Linked DNA regions of Homo sapiens: region 1 is linked to region 2. The links are chromatin loops, found by intact Hi-C in ENCODE. Cell type or tissue: IMR-90. All regions are shown on one strand. Each heading gives the region's core, and the rest is flanking DNA. Links, peaks and the distances in the headings are about the cores only.

The links. Hi-C counts contacts between places; a loop is a spot of excess contacts. Peaks named below come from ENCODE experiments on the same cell type or tissue, not always from the same donor. Only the 100,000 strongest peaks of a DNase experiment are listed, where the experiment ranks them.
Region 1: a loop joins it to region 2, with 2.6 times the contacts of the local background. A loop is called at or near these places in 7 of 110 quality-filtered maps.

The regions. Positions count from the first base shown.
Region 1 is chr20:5,731,904-5,743,687 of GRCh38, reverse strand. No RefSeq gene overlaps it. Among named protein-coding and RNA genes, the nearest start is that of SHLD1, 13 kb to the left of the region's middle. In IMR-90, for the core only: no CTCF peak of the experiment used is centred there; DNase peaks (open chromatin) are centred at 2,337 and 6,217; H3K27ac peaks cover 2,421 bases.
Region 2 is chr20:5,647,639-5,659,422 of GRCh38, reverse strand. LOC124904864 (a long non-coding RNA gene) reads left to right here and starts at 1,855. Exons shown (of 2, transcript XR_007067511.1): 1 at 1,855-2,078; 2 at 2,959-3,293. RefSeq lists enhancers at 1,878-2,378, 2,379-2,879, 6,179-6,278, 8,580-8,629, 8,660-8,739 and 2 more. In IMR-90, for the core only: no CTCF peak of the experiment used is centred there; DNase peaks (open chromatin) are centred at 1,852, 4,672 and 6,542; H3K27ac peaks cover 3,781 bases.

The sequences.
Region 1 (11,784 bases), core at 1,226-9,225, 85 kb before region 2:
TTGGGAGGCATAGGCGGGTGGATCACATGAGGTCAGGAGTTTGAGACCAGCCTGGCCAACATGGTGAAGCCCTGTCTCTACTAAAAATACAAAAATTAGCCAGGAGTGGTGACGGGCACCTGTAATCTCATCTACTCGGGAGGCTGAGGCAGGAGAATTGCTTGAACCCAGGAGGCCGAGGTTGAAGTGAGCCAAGATCATGCCATTGCACTCCAGCCCGGGTGACAACAGCAAGACTCCGTCTCAAAAAAAAAAAAAGACAAAAAAAGAAAAGACAAGAGGTAACAAGTGCTAGTGAGGATGGAAAAGGGAACCCTTGTACCTGTTGGTGAAAATGTAAAGTAGTATAGTCATTTTGGAAAGCATTATAGAAAATCCTCAAAAAATTAAAAATAGAACTATCATAAGATCCAGCAATCCCACTACCAGGTATATATCCAAAGGAAAATAAATCACTACCTCATAAAGATATCTGCACTCCCATGTTCTTTGCATCACTAGTCACAATAGCCAAGACATGAAATTGACCAGGCTGGGCACGGTGGCTCACACCTGTAATCCCAACACTCTGGGAGGCCACAGTGGATGGAACGCTTGAGGTCAGGAGTTTGAGACCAGCCTGGCCAACATGGTGAAACCCCGTCTGTAATAAAAATACAAAAATTAGCCGAGTGTGTTGGTGCATGCCTGTAATCCCAGCTACTCAAGAGGCTGAGGCTGGAGAATCACTTGAACCCGGGATGTGGAGGTTGTAGTGAGCCAAGATCACGCCTCTGCACTCCAGCCTGGGCAACAGAGTGAGACTCTGTCTCAAAAAAAAAGAAAGAAAGGAAGAAAGAAATCAGTCTAAGTGTCCATCAATGGATAAACTGATAAAGAAAATATGGTATATACAAACAATGGAATACTATTTAGCCATAAAAGAAAACTCCTGTCATTTGCAACAACACGCAGTGAACCTAGAGGACATTATGTTAAGTGAAATAAGCCAGTCACAGAAAGACAAATACTGTGTGATCTCACTTAAATGTAGAAACCAAAAAAGTTGATCTTGCAGAGGTAGAGAGTAAAATGGTGGGCCAGGCATGGGGGCTCATGCCTGTAATCCCAGTACTTTGGGAGGCTGAAGCGGGCGGATCTCCTGAAGTCTGGAGTTGGAGACCAGCCTGGCCAACATGGTGAAACCTTGTCTCTACTAAAAATACAAAAATTAGCTGGGCATGGTGGCATGCACCTGTAATCCCAGCTACTTGGGAGGCTGAGGCAGGAGAATCACTTGAATGTGGGAGGCAGAGGCTGCAGTGAGCCAAGATTGTGCCACTGCACTCCAGTCTGAGCGACAAAGCTACACTCCATCTCAAAAAAATAAAAATGAAAAAAAGAGGAGAGAGAAAGTAAACTGGTGGTTACCAGGAGATGAGGTGGTTGTGAGGAGGACAGTCTGGAGAGATGATGGCCAAAATTCCAGTTAAATAGGAGGAATAACTTCAAGAGATCTGTTATACATTGTGGTGGTGATAGTCAATAATACATTGTATTCTTGGAAAATGCTAAGAGGGCAGATGTGAAGTGTTCTTACCACAAAAGTGAAAACTATGTGAGGCAATGCCCGTGTTAATTAGCTAGATTTAGTCATTCCATAATGTATGTGTATTTTAAAACATCATGTTGTACATGGTAAATATATACAACTTTATCTTTCAACTTAAAAAGCATATTAATAGAAACATCTCACTGTCAAAGATGTAACAATCACTCAGTTTTTTTTCTCTTTTTGAATATCCACTTGTTTTTTTGACAAATACCTTTGAGTGGATTTTTTTTTTTCCGGATACGGTCTCACTCTGTTGCCCAGGCTGGAATGCAGTGGCATGATTAGAGCTCACTGCAGCCTCAACCTCCTGGGCTCAAGTGATCTATCACCTAACACACCTGAGAAGCTAGGATTACAGGAGTACATCACCATGCCCAGCTGATTTTTTTTTTTATCATTTTTTGTAGAGACGAGGTCTCACTATGTTGCCTAGGCTAGTTTCAAACTCCTGGACTAAAGCAATCCTCCTGCCTCAGCCTCCCAAAATGATGGGATTACAGGCCACCACACCGGACCTCTTCATTTTCCAATCCTGGCAAGTGTATTTCTCAATGCTCCTGACTGCAAAGGTCTTTAAAAGCATTAGACAAAACCCAGTAGGTCTAAGGAAAAGAAGGAGGGTTTAACTACACAGTAATGTGAAAGACACTCTAAACACATACTGGAGCCACATACAAATCAGGCAAGGTCAGATGATACCCATATTATGTAAAGAGGTGCTTCCCGCAGAGCTGCTGTGGAGAGATGTCATGGTCAATTTGTTAGATGGGACAGGCAAAGTTCCAAGACATTGCATGAGTATGCCTGGAAAGACTGTGGTCCAAATACAGTGGTTATCTCCAGAAAGCAGGATTGGGTGGGGCTGGGTCAAGAGAGGACGCTATCATTTCTTACTTTATAAACCTCTATGTTTTAGATTGTTTTGAATTTTTTTTTTTTTTTTTGAGACAGGGTCTCATTCTGTCACCCAGGCTGGAGTATAGTGGCTTGGTCTTGGCTCATTGTAACCTCTGCCTCTTGGGTTCAACCTATTTTCTTGCCTCAGCCTCTGAGTAGCTGGGATTACAGGTGCGCACCACCATGCCCAGCTCATTTTTTTGTATTTCTTAGTAGGACAGGGTTTCACCATGTTGGCCAGGCCAGGCTGGTCTCAAACTCCTGACCTCAAATGATCCTCTTGCCTCAGCCTCCCAAAGTGCTAGGATTGCAAGCATGAGCCACAGTGCCTCGCCTTTTGTTGTTGTTGTTGTTGTTGGGGGCAGAGTCTTACTCTGTCACCCAGGTCAGAGTGCAGTGGCACGATCTTGGCTCACTGCAACCTCCGCCTCCCAGGCTGAAGTGATCCTCTCACCTCAGCCTCCCGAGAAGCTGGGACTACAGGCACACACCACTAGGCACAGCTAATTTTTGTATTTTTTGTTGAGATGGGGTTTCACCATGTTGTCCAGGCTGGTCTCGAACTCCTGAGCTCAGCGATCCAACTGAGTATCCCAAAGTGCTGGGATTATAGGCATGAGCCACTACACTCGGCCTGAACTTTTTTCTTTTTTTTTTTTTTAATAACAAGCACATACTAATTTTGTAATTCAAAACAATTATAATAATGTTAATAATAGCTAAACTTGGTAGAGGGTTCCAGAACTGTAATAAGAGCATGATTTACATGAATTTCTTTATTTACTCTTCACTACAATGCTGTGATTAAGATATTGTTATTCCCTGGGTTCATTCCCCAGCACCTCTTAAAAAAAAGATACTATTATTATGTCCCTTTTACAGATGAAGAAACTGAGGCAGAGAATGTATTAATAGATAAGCCGTGACAGAGCTCATATGTGGCAGAGTTGGCTAAAAAGATATTAAAATACTAAAACTGCAAAGAGCCGGGCGTAGTGGCTCAAACCTGTATTCCCAGCACTTTGGGAGGCCGAGGCGGGCGGATCACGAGGTCAGGAGATCGAGACCATCCTGGCTAACACGGTGAAACCCCGTCTCTACTAAAAATACAAAAAATTAGCCTGGCATGGTGGAACGTGCCTATAGTCCCAGCTACTTGGGAGGCTGAGGCAGGAGAATCGCTTGAACCCTGGAGGTAGAGGTTCCAGTGAGCCGAGATAATGCCACTGCACTCCAGCCTGGGTGACAGAGCAAGACTCTGTCTCGAAAAAAAAAAAAAAAAAACTGCGAAGAGTGCTATTATCTGAAAATGAATAACAATTACTATTCCCAATCTCAGAAAATAATTTGAAAGTTAGTATTAATTGAAGAAAAAAATTGAACCAGAGCATGTTGAACTCATTAATTATTAAATCATTAAAATAGATACAGCAGACAACCCTGTACTGAATAGCTGTGACCCAAATCCTCTGTGTGTTTTAGAAACATCTCTCATGTGTGTTATAACAACCCCAGTGTCAGAGTGCCTCGTTGCTAAAGTGGCTTTCTTAAAGCCCAAGCCATGGAAAATCACTAATAAAAGCATAAATGAAAGAAAAATGTGTAATTAAGAAACTCAGATGCCCCAACTCAATTGAAGTAGAAAATAATCTGAAGACATCGCTTTCCTTAGGCTTATTATCTTTAATTGGCTTCCTCCTTTGTTGTGGATGGCCATATAGACTCAGGAGAGAGGCAAAGTGCTAACTTCATGTCTCCTGCAGGCCGCAGCACCAGCTCCTGGGGCTCCTGTTGTTCCTGTTCTATAAAAAGGAGGCAGCCGGGCACGGTGGCTCACGCCTGTAATCCCAGCACTTTGGGAGGCCGAGGCGGGTGGGTCACCTGAGGTCAGGAGTTTGAGGCCAGCCTGGCCAACATGGTGAAACATGGTCTCTACTAAAAATACAAAAATTAGCTGGGTGTGATAGTGGGTGCCTGTAATCCCAGCTACTCGAGAGGCTGAGGCAGGAGAATTGCTTGAACCTGAGAGATGGAGGTTGCAGTGAGCCGACACCATGCCACAACACTCCAGCCTGGGTAACAGAGTGAGACCCTGTCCCCCCCTAAAAAAAAAAAAAGGAGATAATAAAACCTTTTCTCTGAAAGAGAAAAGCACTTAACCTGCTGTCCACTAATAGTGTCTAGTTGTAAATACTCATTATCAGTAAGTCCTTACAACTGACTGAAGTCAGCATACTTTTCAGAAAAACGGTGAGCCAGATGTTTCTAAACTTCCAAAGGGCAGAGCCAGGCTCTCAAAAGGATGAAGTGGGTGGCTACCCACTAATACCCACAAATTACCTGATTCCTATTTAACAGGTAATTTGAACAGCACAGGGTAGAACATCCTGCCCAAAGTATCTTTTTCACTCTACGTACTTGCAGTTCCACCATTAGAAATGCATTCCTGGACAGATGTGGTGGCTCACGCCTGCAATCCCAGCACTTTCAGAGGCCGAGGCAGGTGGATCACTTGAAGCCAGGAGTTGGAGACCAGCCTGGCCAACATGGTGAAACCCCATCTCTACCAAAAAATACAAAAAATTAGCCAGGCATGGTGGCACACGCCTGTAGTCCCAGCTACTCAGGAGGCTGAGGCAGGAGAATTGCTTCAACCTGGGAGGCAGAGGTTGCAGTGAGCCTAGATTGTGCCACTGCACTCCAGCCTGGGTAACAGAGTGAGACTATCTTAAAACAAAACAAAATGAAATGCATTTCTTTGAGTCCTGTGGAGTCCCCCTTCAAAATGCAAATACTTTCACATCAGCTCTCTGCATAGGCAGTAAGTTTGAAGCTGGGTTATTAGAATGATGCCTAGAAGTCTCTCCCAGAGTCAGGGGGTATCGGAGGCTTCTCAGGAGGGAGACACAGACCTTCTTGCCTAGAACCAGCCCTATGGATCTAAGGGCTGGAAGACTTCCAGGTCAACATAACCCACAGAAACAAGCCCACGCTGACAATCTACCTTCAAACAGCAAGGAAATCTCAACTCTGGCTGGGTTCTCCCTGACATCACATCCTTCCCTACCTGAAAACAGCAGTTTCCCAACAAACAGCAGCTACCCATCAAAGCAGACCAGTGACTCCATAGCAGCTTTTCGGTCTTCTGGTGCACAGCCCTGCAGACCCACAGAGCTGGGGCTCTGGCAGTACTTAGATGCAGACATAGCTTTCCAGGCAGGACACCTGAGACTTTTCCTTCCTCTGAACCCCAGAGGACTGGCTTTTTTTTTTTCTTTTTAATAATATTGTCATTACAGATTTGCTAATCTTTTCTATGGAGCATTAGTCAGTATTCTGCTCTCATTAAGGATGCCAAGGTCCTAATGCCTTTTCCCCTTTACAAAATAACTTAGCCATGTTCACATTCTCTTAGCATGTAATTTACCATCCCCTAAGGCCCAAGGCCATTCTTATGAGCCCTGGGCATGAGGAGATTTTCTTTTTTTTTTTTGGGATGGAGTCTCGCCCTGTCGCCCAGGCTGAAGTGCAATGGCGTGATCTCAGTCATGGCATGAGCCACTGCACCCAGCAGAGGAGATTTTCATAACAGGAAACAATTCATGTGTATTTAATCTGCAGATTGCATGGAGTGGGGGTGGGGTTGTGGCAAAGAAGGAACAAACAAATTGCAAATGTTTAGATATCTTCTGCACCCACAGCCACTTCAGACGTAGACAATCTGCGTCCTACCCTCTTCAGAGAATCATCTCAGAGATTAATAGCATTAGGACTTTGAACTCTGAGCAAGGGCTTAGTCACCCAACCATGTTGCAAAAAGTAGTGAGAGTGTCCTCTGAATTAAGGTGATAAGAAAAACTTACCACCAGCCTTCCCCTAACAGTTGTCCGTAATGTCCCTTTCAGAAACTTCTGAGTTTTTCTACCTCTCTCTGTGTCTGATGTTGCTTACTTGTTTTACTTGACAAACTTAATGAATTGAACATACTTTTAAAATTTGTATTTATTTTGAGACAGGATTTCACTGTGTCACCCAGGCTGGAGTGCTGTGGCACGATCATGGCTCACTGCAGCCTTGATCTCCCACGATCAAGTGATCTTCCTGCCTTAGCAGTCCACCCTATTCTCCCTCCCCACTTCCCACCAAGTAGCTGGGAATACAAGGCATGTACCACCATGCCTAGCTACACAGGGAGTTTCACTGTGTTGTCCAGACTGGTCTTGAACTCCTGGGCTCAAGCAGTCCTCCCACCTCAGGCTCCCACAGTGCTGGGATTACAGGCGTAAACCACCATGCCTTGTCTATGCTTTTTTTTTTTTTTTTTTTAAGATGGAGTCTCGCTCTGTTGCCCAGGCTGGAGTGCAGTGGCATGATCTCGGCTTACTGCCACCTCTGCCTCCCAGGTTCAAGCTGTTCTCCTGCCTCAGCCTCTCTAATAGCTGGGATTACAGGTACATGCCACTGAGCCCAACTAATTTTTATATTTTTAGTAGAGACAGGGTTTTGCCATGTTGGCCAGGATGGTCACGAACTCCTGACCTCAAGTGATCCACCCATCTCAGCCTCCCAAAGTGCTAGGATTATAGTTGTGAGCCACTGCACCCGGCCTATGCTATTTTTAGTAGTAATTAAACTGCTTTTTGCTGACCATCCCTTCATTTCTTTCCTCCTTATGGATCTGTAGGGAAAAAGTTCCCATAATGACAAAGTCAAATTAGAAGGGACTCCTTTGCGTGAGAAGACAATAAAAAGTCAAATAACTCTATTCTCAAGAACTGCCAGGGAAAAGTCACTCATAGGGACAACAACTCCTTTGTAAATTCATCCTCACCAGCTGCACTCACTCAACAGAGTCTGGTCTTTTAGCCAAATACAGGCTCCTCCCCTCCACCAGGATTATTTTAAATTTCCCTCTTCTCCTTCGCAGCTGTTGACTTGCTTCCTCATGCAATTAAACATCCAAACCCATCCAGATCTGGGCCACCTGCTCCTCTTTCCCTTCGTTTAGCACCAAAGTTGATGACAGTCCCTTTTTGTCTTCCTATGCCCTATCCTCTGTCCCAGCATGTTCACAGGATACTCACTCTGTTCATTTTCTTCCCTTCCTTCTCCTCTCCTCTCCTCCCCTCCTCTCCCCTTCCTTCTCTTCCCTTTTCTTCCTTTCCCTCCCCTTCTCTTCCTTTCTGTTCTCCAGCCAATTTCTCCCTCTCAACTTGTTCAATAGACAGATAAGGGGATTAATCCCTTTATCCATAACACATGTAATACATGTTGCAAATTATTTCCTCCAAGTCATTTACCTGTCTTTTGACTTTATTTATGGTGGGGTTATTTTTTAGTTTGCTTATTGTACTTTTTGTCATGCAAAATTTCTTCATTTTATTGTGTGCGTGCGTGTGTGTGTGTGTGTGTGTGTGTGTGTGTGTGTGTGATTTTTTTTTTTTTTAAGACGAAGCCTTGCTTTGTCACCCAGGCTGGAGTGCAGTGGCGCGATCTCGGCTGACTACAACCTCGGCCTCCCAGATTGAAGCAATTCTCCTGCCTCAGCCTCCCAAGTAACTAGGATTACAGGCGCCTGCCACCATGCCTAGCTAATTTTTATATTTTTAGTAGAGATGGGGTTTCACCTTGTTGGCCAGGCTAGTCTCAAACTCCTGACCTCAGGTGAGCTGCCTGCCTTGGCCTCCCAAAGTGCCAGGATTACAGGTGTGAGCCAACATGCCTGGCCTCTTCTTTTTAAATTATCACATTTATTAATCTTTTATTACATCTCAACTTTGAGTTAGAAATACCTTTTTCCACCCACAAGATATAAAGGAATTCATACGTTTTCTTCTATAAAACATGATGGCATAGTTATTGATAGCACTATGAAAATGATGCAGTACCAAAAATAAGTGAGAAATAATTTGTGGGATTTCCACTGCAATTTAATCAGAAGTAAAATATAAACAGAGATGCCCCAGAGGCAAATTTGGTATGCCTTTGATCAGAGATTTGAACAAGCAGAGCTGATGCCAGGTCAAACCATGAGTTAGGTATTCAAAAAGACCCAGAGGAAGCTGAAACAGGGAGTTGAGAAAGACATAGGCATCTGGAATTGACAGAATATAAATGCAGGTGAGGCTGACCACGAGAGCAGGGAGAACGGACAATTTCGGATTAGCTTCAGTTACATATAACAGAAAACTTGTGCATGTAGATTTTTTCTTCATGTAAAAAAATCAGCACTGGACCAGGGGCAGCTGGTCCAGTGCTGATTACAGGCTTCATTATCATACCAGACTAAGATTTCTTCTATCTTGTTTCTTTGCCATTTAAACACGTGGTTTCCCCTTCATGACCCAAAGCAGTTGCTTGAGTTCAAGCCATTGTGTCTGCATTCCAGCCAGGGGGAAACAGGAAGAAAGAATGATGGTCATGCCTGCCCCTTTAAGGACTGGTAATCAAATCATGTACAAAACTTCCAGTTATATCCTTTTAGTCAGAACTTTGTCATGTGACCACATCAAACTTGGAAGACAGGCTTAGAAATGTAATCTTTACTCAAGGAAGCCATGTGCCCAGTTAAGTTAGAATGAATAATAGGGTTCAAGTAACAGTCTCTGCCCCAGCATATAATCAGAAGAATTAAAAGAGGAGCTGTGTCGCAGGGAATGAAATTTGGAGAAAATTCATAGATTGAGCCAATCTTCATATTTCTAGTCCCCACACCAAGACTGCTGAGTACTACACAGCTGCAGTTAGTGGCCACGTACGTGACCACTGACCCTCAAGCAGACCCTGGCACCTCGGTTAATTGTGCACTGGTACCTGGTCAGCTCCCTCTTCCAGTCCCATGAAGCCTGCTTTAAACCTTCACTATCTTCTAAAGCCATTGTCTTCCTCCTTCTCTGACCTCTGCCAACCCGGACAAATGGATGCTTTCAGGCATGAGGTACCTCAGCTTCCCATCTTCCTATCTACAACCTTATCTCCATCATTCTCCCCTACAACACCTATCTTCTAGGGTTTTTGTTTTTGTTTTTAGTTTTTTTGAGACAGTCTTGCTCTGTCGACCAGGCTGGAGTACAGTGGCGCAATCTCGGCTCACTGCAACCTCCGCCTCCTGGGTTCAAGCAATTCTCCTGCCTCAGCCTTCAGAGTAGCTAGGATTACAGGTGTCCACCACTATGCCTGACTAATTTTTGTATTTATAGTAGAGATGGGGTTTTACCATGCTGGCCAGGCTGGTCTCGAACTTCTGACCTCAGATGATCCTCCCACCTCAGCCTCCCAAACTGCTGGGATTATAGGTGTGAGCCACTGCACCCAGCCTGTAAAGTCTTAATTACTTAGAATGCCACCCCCCTTCGTGGTTTTCTTGATCTGGTCCCTACCCACCTCCCCTTGATTGAGTAGGTCTAGGATGGGGCACAATGATTTGTGTTTCTTTTTTTCTTTTTCTTTCCTTTTTTTGAGACAGAGTCTCACGCTGTCGCCCAGGCTGGAGTGCGGTGGCAGGATCTTGGCTCACTGTGAACTCCGCCTCCCGGGTTCACGCCATTCTCCTGCCTCAGCCTCCCGCGTAGCTGGGACTACAGGCGCCTGCCACCATGCCCCGCTAATTTTTTGTATTTTTAGTAGAGATGGGGTTTCACCGTGTTAGCCAGGATGGTCTCGATCTCCTGACCTCATGATCCGCCCGCCTCGGCCTCCCAAAGTGCTGGGATTACAGACGTGAACCACCGCGCCCTGCCAATAATTCATATTTCTAATGAGCTGTCTGATGATGCTGATGCCGCCGATCCGCTTTGTGAGTAGCATTGGTACAGTCCTTTTCCTTCAGAACATTTGTCTCCGTTTGTAATGATAGATCCCTTCCATTCCTTAATTAAGTGGTTCTCAAACATTAGTGTGCACCAGAATCCCCTGGAGGGCTCATTAAAACATAGGTCACTGGCTTCCACCTCCAGAATTTCTGATTCAGTAGGTTTAGAATAGGACTGAAGAATCTGCATTTCCAACAAGTTCCCAGGCGATGCTGATGCCACCTGTCTGTGGAGCACACTTTGATAACCACTGCCTTAGTGCAGGGTTTCTCAGCCTTGGCACTATTGGCATTTTGGGCCAGATCATTCTTTATTGTACAGGGGTTGTTCCGTGTATTGTAGGCTGTTCAGCAGCATCCTTGGCCTCTACCTATTAGATGTCAGTAGCAGCCCCTGCAGTTGTGACAAAAATGTCTCCAGATACTCCCAAATGTCCCCTGGAGGGCAAAATTGCCCCCTGGTTGAAAACCGCTGTCTTGGAGTGATTATCTGATTTCTAACCATCTCCTTGTTCAGTCTCTAAGTTTCACAAGAGCAGGACCTTGTTTTTGTATTCCCAGTACTTGGTATAGACACTCAACAGATATTTGTTCAACAAATGAATGAATCTAAGCCCAGCAGAGTTTGCGGCCCTTTCATTGTTTCTGCTGTAATCCCTTGCTTCTATCCTTTCTCTCATCACCAAAAAGCAAGAAAGAAATCTCCCTGCTGCCACTCTATTCTGGAACGAAAGGATAAACTTCCGGGCTTCTTTGGCCAGGAACATAGGGGCCGAACACATTCCCCAGTCTCAGGCCTTTGTTTAAGAGGGCTGGTCTGTCTAGAAGAATTATATCAATTGTCCCAGAGAGGGAAGAGAAAGCAGTTTTCTTTTTCTAGGATAAGATCAGGGGTGCGATGATGGATTCCCCACCCTGGACACACTCACCCCCCAACACTAGGAGAAGAGATGGATCCAGCCCCTGCCTCTGCAAGAGCTCCTGGGAGGTGGCAGGACTTCAGTGGGAGAGGTCTGTGTGGATGGATGTCTATGGAGGATAAAGTAGCAGTGAGGGTTCTGGCGACCAAACCTGGGGTCATTGAGCAGCTCCATGGCCCAGAGCAGCAGAACATATAGGTAGTGACTATGCTTCCAGTCTTCTTTCTGTTCTTTTGTAATATACACTGTGCTTCTGAAAGTGACATTCTGTCAATCATACTTTAAGCAAAAGAACAACGCAATAATGAGGATCTCATGAACTGTGGCAGGCTGGGAGAAAGAAGAGATTTTGTGTCAAGGTGCTGCTGCTCCCCAGTGTCAGCATGACATTGAGAGCTGCCTGTTATAGCCACAGCTTCGAGCAGCCCAGTCACAAAGACAGCGAGGCTGAGGATCTGGCAACCCTGGTAGACAGCAAGCAGGAGTCAGGAAGCTTGCAGAATTGGCATCACAGTCTGTTCTTGCCTGTGCATATCCTGCCTTCCCTCCTACTGCCACATATC
Region 2 (11,784 bases), core at 1,592-9,591:
TTACTGCCTGAGAGAAAAACCAGGGCTCTTAGTGAGGGACATGGGTGGGTAAGGAACTATCTGAAATTATTTTCCTTGTCCTTTAGAATGTATGCAGTGGCCCCCACCTCCCCCACCCCCAACCCTGGCAAGGTTCTACACTAAAAATGCAGTGGAGGGGGGCTTCACCGCTGAAATTTGGTGAATCTAGGAGGGAGATACGGGCAGCGTTCCAAGGCCTGCTTTGCAACACAGAATGTCAGTGAGAGAAATGCTGAAAAACAAAGAGGAAGGGTTGATATTTCCATGTTGGCAGTTGATCACATTCAGTCTTGTTCAGTGAAGCCGCTTCAGGGCTGTTGCCATGGGAACCAGACATGATTCAGTAGTTTGTTGAATGCAGCTTCCATGGGCTGAAGTTCTGAAGCTGTATCAGGGTTTCCCCCTCTTGTCAGGTGTTTTGAAGCTGCCAGAGTATTTTCTTCCAATACATGTTTTTTTTTTTTAATTTTTAATTTTTTTTTCTTTAACAATACAGATGGAGTTTCTCTATGTAGCCTAGGCTGGTCTTGAACTCCCGGGTCCAAACAATCCTCCCGCCCCAGCCTCCTAATTTTTAATGTTTATTTTGTGTAGAGACAGGATCTCACTACAGTGCCCAGGCCGGCCCAAAACTCCTCTGCTCAAGTGATGCTCCCACTTTATATGCCCAAAGTGTTGAGATTACAGGCATGAGTCCCTGTGCTTGACCCCAATACACGTGTTTTTATTTGTATTTTGTAATGTTGTCCTGTTTTAAAATATTTAATTTTACATTTTTGAGACAGGGTCTTGCTTTGTCTCCCAGGCTGGAGTGCAGTAGCATGAACATAGCTCACTGCAGCCTCCACCTCCTGGGCTTAAGTGATCCTCCCACCTCAGCCTCCCAAGTAACTGGGACCACAGGTGTGCGCCACCACCCCTGGATAATTTTTTTAATAATTTTTTTTTGAGACAGAATCTTGCTTTGTTGCCCAGGCTGGAGTGCAGTGGCACATCTCTGCTCACTGCAACCTCCACCTCCCAGGTTCAAATGATTCTTGTGCCTCAGCCTCCCGAGTAGCTGGGACTACAGGTGTGCACCTGTAATTTTTTTGTATCTTTAGTAGAGATGGGATTTCACCACATTGGCTGGGCTGGTCTCGAACTCCTGGCCTCAAGTGATCCACCTGCCTTGGCTTCCCAAAGGGCTAGGATTATAGTTGTGAGCTTAAATAATATTTGCAGAGACAAGATCTCACTATGTTGCCTAGGCTGGTCTCAAACTCCTGAGCTCAAGCAGACCTCCTGCCTCAGCCTCCCAAAGTGCTGGGTTTACAGGTGTGACCCACCATGCCAGGCCACAAGTGTTTTTAATTTCACTATCTATGAACACACAAAACAGCTGAAATAAAATGGCTAAATGCATGAGCCTAATATTTGTAGGATTTTAATTATTTTGTCAGGAATGAACTAATTTGGCACATTTCCCAGAAGGAGCCTGTGCTTGTAAATTGCATGTGGTTGCATGCTGAATTCTGCATCCCAATGTAAAAGACGGAGATCACCAAGGTCAGCCCTGATTTGCAGCCTTTGCTCTTTCCTGTCCGTGCTGGTTCAGGAAAACATTCATCATCGCGGTGACTTCCTTGTAACCTTTCCAAGTTCTTCACGTTCCTCATTTGTTCAGACTGGACAGTTCTCTGGTGAGAGTCTGGCCAGACATCTTGTCTCTTTAACCACCCAATGAGGTGTATCACCACCGGTTTCCTCCTTGCCTTCAGCCCTCTTAGTTGCTCACAAGACACACGTGGATAGGCAGCTGATACTTAAAAACTCTGATCTGGGATTCTTTCCAGAAATGCCTACAGCGGTCAGTGTGTAGAAATCAGCATACATTGAACAGGAAGCGATGAGGTGGGGGCTGTAGCAGTGGCCTCTGAAAGGACTGAGTTGAGATCCAGGATTGGCCTCTCAGTGACTTGTTTCCTTTTCCATGACTGCTTCCAGATTCCTGGGATGTGCTGCCCAGATTCCTCCTCGGGCTGGAAGGATTTCTTCTCTCAGCTGCTGGAAGTGTTGTAAGCTGATGGCTGATTGCCTCTCCAGGAACTACCCTCTTCTAAAAAAGGGGCCACCCACCCCACTCCAGGCTTTGCTTCCTTCCTGGGCATCCCACAGACCATACCTGGTTTGTGGAGGGGATGGGAGAAAGGCCTGGCCCCCTCACTCCCGCCCACCTTGCTCCAATGCAGGCACGTCTGAAGGGTCACCTGGCTGGCTGCAGCCCTTACTCTGCCTCGCAGCCCAGCTTCTCCCTGTGCCCTCTCTTGCTATCTGGCCTTCCCTTCCACAGGTGCAGGTCTTAAGGACACCCCCTAATAAACCTGCACATGAATGCTCTTCTCAGAATCAGCTCCTGGGATACAAATCTGCAACAACTCTGAACTTCCCAAAGGAAGTTCCTCCCCTATTTATGGAGTGCAATTTTGGAGTGATTTATTCCATACTCAGCCTCAGGTTTAAGGCATTAGGAAAAGCCAGCCTCTCCTCCTTCCCTGGGCCACAGTTATTTCTGAATCAGGGCAGTGAGACAATGAGAAGCCGGCTGAAGCCTTTCAAAAAAGTAGCTTTCCGGTAGGGCGCGGTGGCTCACGCCTGTAATCCCAGCACTTTGGGAGGTCAAGGTGGGCGGATCACGAGCTCAGGAGATCGAGACCATCCTGGCTAACACGGTGAAACCCCGTCTCTACTAAAAATACAAAAAAATTAGCCGGGAGTAGTGGCGGGCGCCTGTAGTCCCAGCTACTCAGGAGGCTGAGGCAGGAGAATGGCGTGAACCCGGGAGGCGGAGCTTGCGGTGAGCCGAGATCGCGCCACTGCACTCCAGCCTGGGGGACAGAGCGAGACTGTTTCAAAAAACAAACAAACAAAAAAGTAGCTTTCCTAATTTTCCAAAAGATCCACCAGAAGAGAAGTTTCTACATCATTGGATGTGAATGAGGAACGTGCATGGAGCCTTTGATGAGGAAAGACGCTTGCTGAGATCACAGCTGACCTGGGAAGGAGAAGGCGAGAAATAATCACAAGATTTGACCTACTGGCTCACACTACACCTGCCCAGCCACATCGGAAGACAGCCTTCCCCTGGATTTCCCAATTTGTGAGCCAATATGTTTACTCTTAGGCTAGTTGACTTCAAGTTCCCCATCTGTAAAATGGCATTAATGATACTGCAGCCTACCTTATGGGGATGTTTTAGAGAATAAACCATCAATGCATTCAGCACATAGAAAGTGCTCCACAAATGTTACTGATTTTTTTTTTTTTAAGACAGGGTCTTGCTCTGTTGTCCAGAATGAAGTGCAGAGTGTTGTCCGGGCTGGAGTGCAGTGGCGAGATCATAGCTCACTGCAGCCTCAACCTCCCAGGCTCAAGTGATCCTCCTGCCTCAGCCTCCTGAATGAGTAGCTAGGACTATAGGTGTGTGCCACTAAGCCTGGCTAATTTTTTGTAGAAATGAGGTTTCACTATTTTGCCCAGGCTGGTCTTGAACTCCTGGGCTCAAGCAAACCTCTGGCCTCAGCCTCCCAAAGTGTTGGGATTACAGGCATGAGCCACTGCACCTGGCCTGTTCCTGATTCTTATGGTTTTCAAAACCCATGGCTGATTTACATGATGAAAGAGAGTGTGTTTTCTTTAAGCATGGGTTCCTTGAAGGTACAAAGGTCTTTCTTTGACAATTGATACTTTCCTTCAGCCTGTACTTTGAAGTTTGATCCAGAGCTGAGGTTTTCAAACAATTTTAAAGCAATGACCTTTTATTATTTATTACTATTATTATTATTTTGAGACGGGTCTTGCTCTGTCACCCAGGCTGGAGTGCGGTGATGCAATTATGTCTCACTGCAGCCTCAGACTCCTAGCCTCAAGTAATTCTCCCACCTCGCCTCCTGAGTAGCTGGGACTCCTGGCACGTGCCCCCATGCCCATGCCTGGCTAATTTTTAAAATTCTTGTAGAGACAGCATCTTGCTATGTTGCCCAGTCTGATCTCAAACTCCTAGCCTCAAGCAATCCTCCTGCCTCGGCCTCCCGAAGTGAGCAGTGCCATTTTAAAAAATTGAAATCCTGGCCAGGCGCAGTGGCTCATGCCTGTAATCCCAGCACTTTGGGAGGCTGAGGTGGGTGGATCACAAGGTCAAGAGATCAAGACCATCCTGGCAGCATGCTGAAACCCCGTCTCTACTAAAAATACAAAAATTAGCCAGGCATGGTGGTGTGCACCTGTAGTCCCAGCTACTCAGGAGGCTGAGGCAGGAGAATCACGTGAACCCAGAAGGCAGAGGTTGCCGTGAGCCAAGATCGCACCACTGCACTCCAGCCGGGCAATAGAGTGAGATTCTGTCTCAAAAAAAAAAAAAAATTTGAAATCCTGTGTAGAAACTGTAGCTATGATATACATAATAATAATTTTTAAAAACGTATAAAGCACTTACCAGGTACCATGCTTAGCATTTTACTTACAGATTCTGTGTGTACACTTGCGTTATATATGAGTCACTGAAACCTCCCAACAACCCCATGAGGTAAGCACTATTATTATCTCTATTGTAGTTCTTAGGGAGCCTCTCCCTCTGCACTCACAAGAGTTCAGAGGATCTCATGTGGAATTTGATGACTATGACTCTCTATTTACTCTGAATAATGGATACCTTGAATCAGCTTTGGGTCACAAGACTTTTGTTAAAAAGCAGGAAATAGAATATATGTAGGACAAATAGCCCGAAGTAATAACTACACACACACACACACACACACACACAATATTCATTTTGGAGCTTTAGCTGGGTCTTTGTGTAGCTGACAGCAGTTGTTGAGAGGCACAGCAGCTCAGTCACAGACCTCTTTCATATTCCAAACAGGCTTGAGAAGACACAACTGGAAAGGGGAAAGGGGAAGGCAAATTAAGAAAAGGAATTAATATTGCCTTATACAGAAATGTGAAGGCCAGGCACAGTGGCTCACGCCTGTAATCCCAGCACTTTGGGAGGCTGAGGCGGGCAGATCACGAGGTCAGGAGATTGAGACCATCCTGGCTAACACGGTGAAACCCCATCTCTACTAAAAAATACAAAAAAAATTAGCCAGGCGTGGTGGCGGGCACCTGTAGTCCCAGCTACTTGGGAGGCTGAGGCAGGAGAATGGCGTGAACCCAGGAGGCAGAGCTTGCAGTGAGCCAGGATCACGCCACTGCACTCCAGCCTCGTGACAGAGCGAGACACCGTCTCAAAAAAAAAAAGAAATGTGAAATTGTATATTCATAGGGGAACAGAAACTGTGCAAATTATAGGGGGTGTTTGGAAAACATTTTACTTCCTCCATTTGCACTTAGACCGCACTGAGAATTTATGTTTGTCTTTAGGAGACTATGTGTGTGTGTTTGTGTGTATATGATCCTTCGGTTCCCTGGTGGGCAACTAAGAAATTAAGAGTCGTGCCTGAGCACAGTGGCTCACACCTGTAATCCCAGCACTTTGGGAGGCTGAGGCAAGTGGATCACCTGAGGTCAGGAGTTCGAGACCAGCCTGGCCAACATGGCGAAGCCCTGTCTCTACCAAAAATATAAAAAATTAGCCAGGCATGGTGGCACAAGCCTGTAATCCCAGTTACTAGGGGAGGCTGAGGCAGGAGAATTGCTTGAACTGGGGAGGCAGAGGTTGCAGTGAGCCGAGATTGTGCCACTGCACTCCAGCCTGGGCAACAAAGCTAGACTCTGTCTCAAAAAAAGAAATTAAGAGTTGTATCTGCAACTACACTGGTAGGAAGATTTGGAGTTAGGGCATCCACATCCACACTGGACTCTTTGATGAGATTAGGAATGCCAAGACTTCGAGAACTGTCCTGACCCCCTTGCCCCAAGGCATTACTCCAGACCTAGTAAATCAGTTTCAGGACCATGTCTTCTGCTCAGGGAGGGACATAGACAAGGACCCAAAACTAAGTCCTGTGGGCAGGGGCTGGGGTTTTGAATGGGCTATAGAGCTATGCATGGCAGTCAAAGAGGATGTTCGACAGGAAGTAGGAAGTGAGTTGGTGGGGGAAGATTTAGAAACTGAAGTGTGCCAACAAGAAAACCCAGTGAAGATTTGAACTTTTCAGATTTTCCTTTTTTTTTTTTTTTTTTTTTGAGACAAAGTCTCCATCTGTCACTCAAGCTGGAGTGCAGTGGTGCCATCTCGGCTCACTGCAACCTCCACTCCCAGGGTCAAGCAATTCTCCAGGCTCAGCCTCCTGAGTAGCTGGAATTACAGGCATGCACCACGATGCCCAGCTAAGTTTTGTATTTTTAGTAGAGATGGGGTTTCACCATGTTGGCCAGGCTGGTCTCAAACTCCTGACCTCAAGTGATCCGCCCACCTTGGCCTCTCAAATTGTTGGGATTATAGGTGTGAGCCAACATGCCCAGCCAGATTTTCCCTTTAACAAGAGGAAACTTCTTACATAGCCTAATTCTTATATGCTTTACTCATATATTTCGTACGTAGTTTGAGATTACCACAACCATTTAATGAAATCTGATACACTCACATACCTTGTGAATCATGGAGATTTGGGGGGATGGGACATGGGGGACAGGCTGAAAAATGGTGTGGCAGTCCAAGGCAAAGAAGTGAGAGACAGGCCTCTCAGGCCTAGGGAACTGGTGGGATCCAGGGTGTGGATGTCAAACAATCCTTCAGTGCCCTACATATAATTTAAAGTGCTGCGCTTCAGGAATCCAGAAAACTGACTATTGAGTTATAAGCATAATTGGGCCAGACTCAGTGGCTCTCGCCTGTAATCCCAGCACTTTGGGAGGCTGAGACAGAGGGATCACCCGAGGTCAGGGGTTTGAGACCAAACTGGCCAACATGGTGAAACTCCGTCTCTACTAAAAATACAAAAGTTAGCTGGGCATGGTGGCGCATGCCTGTAGTCCCAGGTTCTTGGGAGGCTGAGGCAGGAGAATTGCTTGAACCTGGGAGGTAGAGGTTACAGTGAACTGGGATTGTGCCACTACACTCCAGCCTGGGTGACAAAGTGAGTCTCTGTCTCAAAAAAAAAAAAAAAATTGGAAAGTTTATTTTGCAAAGGTTAAGGACCTGCCAGTAACACAGCCTCAGGAGGTCCTAATGACATATGCCCAAGGTGGTCAGGGTACAGCTTGGCTTTATATATTTTAGGGAGACATGAGATAACAATCAATACATTTAAGATGTACATTTGTTCGGTCTGGAAAGGTAGAACCACTCAAAGCAGGGGTTTCCAGGTCTTAGGTAGATAAGATGCAAACGGTTGCATTATTTTGAGTCCCTGATCAGCCTTTCGCTGAATACACAATTTACATGTGAGAGCAGGGTAGAGGAATAGTCACTTATGCCTTAGCCTGGCTCAGTGAATCTGCATTTTTCCATAAACAGTAGGGCAATTAGATACACATTTGTCTCAGGTGAGCAGAGGGATGACTTTGATTTCTGGCCTTTGTCCCACACCTGTGAAGATAGCTTTCAATTTACATTGCCAGGGTGAAATCCAACAGAACTATTTTAGAGTAAAGATCTTGAGGCTCACAGGGAATTTCTTTGTGGGCAAACTGCAAGGGAGGTATGTAGCTTTTTTTTTTTTTTTTTTTAAATCTTTGTAGCTATCTTATTTAGGAATAAAATGGGAGGCAGGTTTGCCTGACGCAGTTCCCAGGTTGACTTTTCCCTTTGGCTTAGTTACTTTGGCGTCACGAGATTTAGTTTGCTTTCGCATACCCAGGTCCATAACATCCAAGTGCATTTTTTGGTAGGGGTTGCTGCATGGCAGGATGTCAAGGTGGCAAGAGAGAAGCGTGGTGTGGGACGAGAAAGAAGGGGCTCCAGCTCAAGACGCCAGCAGCCAGTAGTGTCACTTCAGCCTCTTGGTGCCTCAGATTTATCTTCTTTACCATGAAAGGGTTGCAAATTTCACCATTAGAGATTCATTTTTGTATCCTAATGTCTTTCCTCCGGCTAAAATACACATACCAGCCAGGTGTGGTGACTCATGCCTGTAATCCCAACACTTTGGGAGGCCGAGGTGGGTGGATCACTTGAGGTCAGGAGTTTGAGACCAGCCTGGCCAACATGGTGAAACCCCATCTCTACTAAATATACAAAAATTAACTAGGCATGGTGGTGGGCGCCTGTAATCCCAGCTACTTGGGAGGCTGAGGCAGGAGAACTGCTTGAACCCGGGTGGTGGAGGTTGCAGTGAGCCAAGATCGTGCCACTGCACTCCCTCCTGGGCAACAGAGTGAGACTCCGTCTCAAAAATAATAATAACAACAATAATAATAATATTAAAGCAAAACCAGTTGTGATGGCTCAGGCCTGTAGTCCCAGCACTTTGGGAGGCCGAGACGGGGTTCAAAACCAGCCTGGCCGACATGGTGAAACCCCATCTCCACTAAAAATACAAAAATTAGCCGGGCATGGTGGTGTGCACCTGTAATCCCAGCTACTTGGAGGCTGAAGCACGAGAATCACTTGAACCCAGGAGGCAGAGGTTGCAGTGAGCTGAGATTGCACCACTGAACTCCAGCCTGGGTGACAGAGGGAGACTCCATCTCAATAATAATAACAATAATCATAAGGCAAAAAGAAAGGTCTAATCATTAGGTATTTATGCTAAAGTGAACTTATTCAAGAACAGGCTTGGATGGAGGAGAAAAGATAATTGGAAGGGATGTGGTGTAGACCTCTAAGGTGGAGGATGAGCACAGAAAGGGGAGGTCGCACAGACCAACGTAAATGTCTGGTGAGAACTAATCAGCTGAGTGAAAGAAAAATAAAGAGATTTGACAGTGTCACCTTTTCAAGAGAATAAGGAAGTAGAATCTACATACATGTCACAGCAGTAAGAGTTGAGTTTTACTAAATGTTTTTCTATTGATAAACAGTTGCTACAAAAGCACCCTTGGGTTTCTTCCTGGGTTGTGGTGTGAGTCAAATATACTTCAGAGTGGAAAAACTAATTTCTTTATTCCTTTTTTCTTTTCTCTCTTTCTTTTTATTTCTTTTTCTTTTCTTTTTTTTTTTTTTTTTTGAGACAGGGTCTCGCTCTGTCACCCAGGCTAGTGTGCAGTGGCGTGTTCTCAGTTCACTGCAACCTCAACCTCCCAGGCTCAAGCAATCCTCACACCTCTGCCTCCTAAGTAGCCACCATGCCAGGCTAATTTTATCTTATTTTTTTCTTGCAGAGACAAGGTCTCACTATGTTGCGCAGGCTGGTCTCCAACCCCTGGACTTAAGCAATCTTCCTGCCTTAGTCTCCCAAAGTGTCAGGATTACAGACGTGAGCCTCCATGCCTGGCCTAATTTCTTTCTTTCAGTTTTTCTCCCTAAAATATACAGTTGTTGTTCCTTTTCTTTTCTTTTCTTTTTGAGACAGAGTCTCGCTCTGTCACCCAGGCTGGAGTGCAGTGGCGTGATCTCAGCTCACTGCAACCTCCGCCTCCCAGATTCAAGCGATTCTCCTGTCTCAGCCTCCCAAGTAGCTGGGATTATAGGCACAAGCCACCATGTCAGGCTAATTTTTGTATTTTTAGTAGAGATGGGTTTTTACCATGTTGGTCAGGCTGGTCTGAACTCCTGACCTCGTGATCCACCTGCCTCGGCGTCCCAAAGTGCTGGGATTACAGGCCCACGCGTGAGCCACCACGGCCTCATTTTCTAATACAGTCATTCATTAAGAATGTAGGAGCCGGGTGCGGTGGCTCATGCCTGTAATCCCAGCACACTGGGAGTCCGAGAAGGGTGGATCACCTGAGGCCAGAAGTTCAAGACCAGCCTGGTCAACATGGTGAAACCCCGTCTCTACTAAATATACAAAAATTAGCTGGGCGTGGTGGCGGGCACCTGTAATCCCAGCTACTCAGGAAGCTGAGGCAGGAGACTCGCTTGAACCCGGGAGGCGGAGGTTGCAATGAGCCAAGATCACACCATTGTGCTCCAGCCTGAGCAACAACAGTGAAACTTTGTCTCAAAAAAAAAAAAAAAAAAGAACGTAGGAAAATTCTACTCTGTTTTATCAAAACTCCAAAACAAAAAAATTGGTCAATGATTTTTTAAAACAAAAATTTCAGGCCAGGTACAGTGTCCCAGGCCTGTTCAAGACCAGCCTGAGAAACATGGTGAAATCCTGTCTCTGCAAAAAATAAAAAAAATAGCCAGATGTGGTGGTGCAGGCCTATAATCCCAGCTACTTGGGAGGCTGAGGCAGGAGAATCACTTGAACCCGGGCTGTCAAGGCTTCAGTGAACCTAGATGGCACCACTGCATTCCAGCCTGGGCAACAGAGCGAGACCCTGTCTCGAAAACAACAACAACAAAAAAGTTGAATTAGAAGTCATAGGTTTTTGGCTGGGTACAGTGGCTCATGCCTGTAATCCCAGCATTTTGGGAGGTTGAGGTGGGTGGATCACAAGGTCAGGAGTTCCAGACCAGCCTGGCCAATATGGTGAAACCCTGTCTCTACTAAAAATACAAAAATTAGCTGGGCGTGGTGGTGCGTGCCTGTAGTCCCAGCTGCTTGGGAGGCTGAGGTAGGAAAATTGCTCGAACCCGGGAGGTGGAGGTTACAGTGAGCTGAGATAGCACCACTGCACTCCAGCTTGGGTGACAGAACAAGACTCCATCTCAAAGAAAATAATAATAATAATAATAATAATAATAATAATAATAGTAATAATAGAAGTGATAGGTTTTTGTTTGTTTTTGTTTTTAGACAAGAACTTACTTTGTTGCCCAGGTTGGAGTGCAGAGGTGCCATCTCAGCTCGCTGCAACTTCTGCCTCCTGGGTTCAAGCAGTTATCGTGCCTCAGCCTCCCGAGTACCTGGAATTACAGGCGCACGCCACCACACCCGGCTACTTTTTATATTTTTGGTTGAGATGGGCTTTCACCATGTTGGCCAGGCTGGCCTCAAACTCCTGGCCTCAAGTCATCTGCCCACCTCGGCCTCCCAAAGTGCTGGGATTACAGACATGAGCCACTGCATCCAGCCTAGATTTTTTTCTTTTTTAAGTGAGAATGTTGGAGGAGGTGATCCCTCAGGTCTCTTCCAGCTCTGAGATATTTTGTTTTGTTTTGTGTCTTGCTTTACTTTCTGGAAGTGACAGTGTTTGAAGGAGGCCCATGCCTGTGGGACCAAATTAAACAGAGCTCAGAGCTGGCCAATCTGTCTGACTCATTGAGAACAGAAGCACACACCCTGTTAGCATTTGTTGAGCAATGAAGACAGAGTTGCGTCTTGTGTCTCCTGTCTCATAGCATTTCTTAAGTTCTTTCAGAATTTCACCAGACACTGAATTCGAGATAGAGCTGATGTCGTTTTTTTTCTTTTTTTTTTTTTGAGATGGAGTTTCGCTCTTGTTGCCCAGGCTGGAGTGCAGTGGCGCCATGTCGGCACACTGAAATCTCCTCATCCCGGCCGGGTTCAAGCAATTCTCCTGCCTCAGCCTCCCAAGTAGCTGGGACTACAGGCACCCGCCACCACACCCGGCTAATTTTTTGTATTTTTAGTAGAGACGGGGTTTCACCATGTTGGCCAGGATGGTCTCAAACTCTTGACCTCAGGTGATCCACCCGCCTTGGTCTCCCAAAGTGCTGGGATTACAGCATGAGCCACTGCACCTGGCCAGAGCTGGTGTAATTTTCTACATAGAAGTTAAACTGGGTAACTCAGTTCAGAGCCCAGTACGAACAACCCCTTTAGAAGC